2 separate regions of the Homo sapiens genome follow, and region 2 is linked to region 1. Evidence: read pairs that join two places in POLR2A ChIA-PET (ENCODE). Cell type or tissue: HepG2. All regions are shown on one strand.

The links. ChIA-PET counts read pairs that join two places held together with the same protein. Peaks named below come from ENCODE experiments on the same cell type or tissue, not always from the same donor. Only the 100,000 strongest peaks of a DNase experiment are listed, where the experiment ranks them.
Region 2: POLR2A ChIA-PET joins it to region 1 with 5 read pairs; 2 of 35 experiments call an interaction of 5 or more read pairs at or near these places.

The regions. Positions count from the first base shown.
Region 1 is chr7:16,989,163-16,991,662 of GRCh38, forward strand. It overlaps LOC105375170 (a long non-coding RNA gene), which reads left to right and starts at 1,056. Exons shown (of 3, transcript XR_927067.3): 1 at 1,056-1,265. It overlaps LOC124901595 (a long non-coding RNA gene), which reads right to left. Exons shown (of 4, transcript XR_007060239.1): 4 at 1,105-1,185. In HepG2, no CTCF peak of the experiment used is centred here; DNase peaks (open chromatin) are centred at 989 and 1,979; H3K4me3 peaks cover 586 bases.
Region 2 is chr7:17,183,442-17,185,941 of GRCh38, forward strand. All of the region lies in intron 1 of LOC107986772 (a long non-coding RNA gene), which reads left to right. All of the region lies in intron 6 of LOC101927609 (a long non-coding RNA gene), which reads right to left. Among named protein-coding and RNA genes, the nearest start is that of AHR, 110 kb to the right of the region's middle. RefSeq lists an enhancer at 2,481-2,500. In HepG2, no CTCF peak of the experiment used is centred here; a DNase peak (open chromatin) is centred at 1,540.

The DNA.
Region 1 (2,500 bases):
AATGATTTTTTTTGACTGCCTCTCCTCTTTACAAGTCAATACATTATTTCTTTCTTCTTACAGTTAATCTGAAATTTATTCTGTTTTATAAACCTATGCCAAATAACCCCACTAATAGTAATGTGTTAATTTTTTTCTAATTATTACAGTATTTATAGCTAATGTTATCCAATTATATATATTGGACTGGATACTGCCTTGCTTATGTATGATACTTAAGTTTTGTCAAGTCATTTACAAGGTTCTTGAATACAGAGTCCCTATAGTTTTCTTCTATATATTTTTCTTCTTTCTATTAGCCCACTACTAAGTTGAGAGTAGATGCTTGATAATTTGTTGTCTTGAAATCAATTCTAAGAATTTAAAACTAGATATAAACCCCTTCCCCCTCCACTATTACCAGCTTAATCCCATCAACAGTTCAGAAAAATAAGACAGGAAATAATTGCTTGTGAAGGGCCACACAAGAAGTTAGGTATAAAACTACAATTGGACCTCAGACTTTCAAACCCATAATTCTGAACTCAAAACAAAAGGCCACACAGCCTCCATCTATATAATTAGATTTAGAAAGCACTCAGGAAAGCAAAGCTGCTCTTGTCCTGAAGGAAAGTTTGTGACTGTGTATTCTTTGCAGAAAGTAAGGACTATGGATCTCATTAAAATGTCCCCAACCTCAGGATACTATCAGTATAAACATTCTTGAAGGGGAACATATATTCTGGGTCTGGGAGACAAATCCCATCTGGTCTACCTTGGATGGAAGGCTCCCCTACTCTGTAGTGGTTGGTTGTTTTGTTGTGTGTGGACAGCTGAGAGTCATTTCCTCATCTTTATTCCAAACGAAGCTGGACACTCCCTTTTCATTTTTGAAAAGTAATCTGTGTGAGAAGGCAGCCAGCATGTTTACCCACTGGGCTTGGAGCCAGACTTCTTTCCCTGGTTCTTCCTCTCTCTGTTTCTCAATCTCCCCTGCTCTAAGATGGCCAGATATGAAAAGCTGCCAATCGGGATGCCAGAACATCAAAGAGATCGCTCATGAGAGCACACAAAGTCCCATTTGTTCAGCACTTGGACGGAGATGCCAGCAGCTTCCAGGCAGAGGGAGAATCGAAGGTTTGTCTTCACTTGACTTCTCGCTCACACCATCTGGCTGATGGAGAATCCTTTCATTTCTTCCCGTGGCTGGACCAAAGGGAGAATGACTGTGAATAGAAGTGCCTTTTCAACCTTCACTTGTATCCATTTTTAAAAGGACAAATAAGGTCATCTCTGCTTCTGAAATTAATTGTTAAGATTTCTTTAAAAAATTCTTTTTGCTATTAATAACCTTGATATATTGGATTCTAGATTTAAGGGATAAACATGGTATTGGTATCTGGTAATATGGAGTGGTCTGATTTTTATGTGTCATAAAAGTATTTTATCAGTGTCCCTCCCAACCATAAATTCTCTTTCAGGTATTTCACATGAAGCGTAGAATTCTAGTTAGAATCCTTGAGATTCTACTCTTACTGCTCCTTCTTTGGCAAAAGCTTACTTTCAGTATTGAACAGTGCTGGGAGTATAGTGTTAAGTGGTTGGCAGTTATTTTATACTGGGTGAATATGTTTTAGATTTGTTTCAAATTACAGATTTTGAGGACAGATATGGTGGGGTTGGAAAACGTAAGGATATTTGTAGGTGAGAAGGAAATCCATCTAAAGACATAAAAAGTACTGGATTGGAAGACTCCTAAGCAGGGCCAGGATTAAGTGAGGCTGTCAGCCTGTGTGTGTGTGTGTGTGTGTGTGTGTGTGTGTGTGTGTGTCTGATAGTAGTGGTAAAAGCACTTAACCTGAGATCTACCCTCTTAATTTTTAAGTGTATGATACAATATTGTTAATCATAGGCACAACGTTGGACGGCATATCTCTAGAAGTTTTCATCTTGCGTAACTGAAACTTTGTATCTGTTGAACAACAACTCTTCTTTCCCCTAATCCTCAGCCCCTGACAGCCACCATTCTACTCTCAGCCTCTATGAGTTTGGCTGTTTCAGATACCTCATATAAATGGAATCATGCAGTATTTGTCCTTCTGTGGCTGCTTTATTTCTCCTGGCATAATGTCGTAGGGCATAGTATTTAAGGAGGCATTTGTTCTCAGCCTCATGTAAGTGCAGGCTGAGCATCTGAGTTTGAGTGCCTGGATACATTTTGCACCTTGAGAGACAGTTTTGCCTCATCCTAGTATCAGGACCTGCTTCTAAGACAAATAGCCACTTTCCACAACTTTCACCAAAACTATTTTCTGGTTCCACAGAAGCAACTATGGGTGGGGCAATGTATGCTGGATGAGGGTGAGAAGAAATTTCATAAGTTATGTGATTTTAGGTGACTCGGACTACTTCCCTGAGCATAATTTTCACCCTGGAAACAGAACTAATATTTATTATCTATTTTATCCAACGAGAACTGGGATGGGTCTGAGATTTCGCCCTAATAATTGGTGCTAAGCTA
Region 2 (2,500 bases), 190 kb after region 1:
CAAAAAAACAAAAAACAACTAGTTGGACATGGTGACATGTGCCTGTAGTCCCAGCTACTAGGAAGGCTGAGGCAGGAGAAGCGCTTGAACCCAGGAGGTAGAGGTTGCAGTGAGCCAAGATTGAGCCACTACACTCCAGCCTGGGCAATAGAGGGATACTCCGTCTAAAAAAAAAAAAAAAAAAAAAAAAATGAAGTATGTACTTTTGCTGAAAAAAAAAATGCAGTCAGAGTCCAATTTGGGGATATGCTAAAAGCACATAATTGGGGAAGCTTGTGCTAGTGCTCATGAAGTATAATTCTTTTGAGAAATGACACAGTGCCTCTTAAAAACTATCGAGCTCTTACCAAAAAAATGCTCAATAAATCACAAACAGAATGCATGTGACAAACTAAATGAATACAAGCAGTTCCAAAGATGTATGATTCAGAAGGTTGACCCAGTTGCTAATGGTCTGATTAGCTGGAACAATTTCTATCTAGAGTGTGCCAGAAACAATCTGAAAGTGATCAGAATAGGCATTTAAAGTCAAAACCAAAGCGTTTGCCATACATTCAAAAACTACTTTCTGACTTGTATAAATTAATTTCACTGTCTCCTGATAGGTTTTGGCTCACCATGTCAAATTCTGGCAACTTAGGGTTATTATCTATTTTATTTGCCTCTAGAGAGAAAAGCTCTCACCCAGATACAGACATCTGTTTGCTCTTAGCACTATTGTTTCTTTCTGGGCTTGCCAACTTTGTCACTTTAAATGTGGCATTTAAAATATTCTTTCAATATGACAGCCTAAGTATAGCTTGTGATAAAAAGCAATCCTCTAAGCAAAGTTGGGCAAAAACAATTTTTGAGAACAAGAAAGCAGGTCAATATGAAATGAATATGTTATACTCAGAAATGGGATCTGTGAGTTCTTGTAGTCTCATTTAACAAATGTCTTTTTGATAGGCTTAATTATAAATCAATAAAAGTGTTAAAGAGGAAATCCCTGATGCTTAAAAAAATTATTTGTTGATTTAATGTAATTTGTCGTTAAAATAATTGCCTCTAAAGATAGTATATCAAGCACACTAATGAATTAAAAATGAACTTAGCAGTTAAACAAATTTTCATGTAAAACATTAAATCTATTTTGAAAATTCACACATTGCTAGATTCAATTTAAAAATTAACCTCAAGCCAGTTTAGAGATGTATGTACTGTAATTTATGTATTATAAAAGTTATAATGTATATTTGCAACAATTCATTTGGGACTATAAATAACCATAATGGCACCAAGAAAAAAGGTGACATCTGAAATTTATTTATCTAAATGATACAGATTTCTAACAATGTAAGATCATTTAGGTTGTCTCCAAAGACAGAAGTAATACGCAACTATATTGGATTGGATGTGCTAAAGACAGCTGAGAACTAAATATCTGCCATTAAGTCCCCAGAGCTCATATCAGAAATGGCATGTTGTCCTCATAGAGATGTGGACTCAACGGTTTGGTAAATATTTTTATGTACATGTAGACTCAGAGGGGACATTTGGCAGTCATGCTGGCAGCTTATTTTCAAATAGTCCAAAGAGTAAAGGAATGTTTATTTTGAAATTACTTTTCGGTTTAAGTACTTTAAAGCCTAGTGTTACCCAATCAGAAGTATGTGTGTGTGTTGAATTTAAAGCAATACATTAAACCTTCTTTTCTTTCTAGAGTAACAGAACTAACAAACATTAAAGGTGTCTTTTGCTGCCACTTTAAGGCTGTTTAATTAAAATTAGAAAGACAATTAATGGGGAAATAAACCAGCATTCACAGAGAGAGTGCAGGCCTGCCAAAGTGAAAAGGTTTTATTTAATAAGGAAATAGGGAAACACCTAAAATCGGTTGTTTATTTCCATTGTTCCTGGAAAAGAATTAAGATTTGGGATTCCAAATACCATCAGAAATGACTGCCTTTGGGGTATTGTTGCATAAGGAAAAGGCTTAAATATCTAAAAATTAAATCCCATTGTCAGATGCATAACAATAAACAATGAGAAGGTTAAAAATGACTATGCTTTTTCAAAGAGCTGAATCTCTGCCATGGCCAATAAATTAGATTACTCATTTCTAAACTACAATTATCTAATGTTGCAGGAACTGACATTTACTTATAAAAGGAATACTTAGTAATGATGACAAAGTAATGATGCTCTCTGGACTAGATTATTGTATGATTTTTATGCTTCCTGATAATAGATATATGATTGTTTTATCATTACTATGTATTTTTGGAGTTCTTTAGTACTTTCATTTAAAAAAAAACTTTCAAGTTCCAACAAAATAAAAAATAGGTCATGGCTTTCTCCGTGCTTTCTTCAGTTTCCAAGAGTGTATGTCTAACATGTGATTTGGTCGGACTGGCCTCCTGTGGACTATCTTTGACTGACTCATATGGTTCATTCCACTTCCCCTTCTTAAGGGTAAGGTTCATATCTTTAAGCAATTAGAAAAAAAAAGCCTACCCTG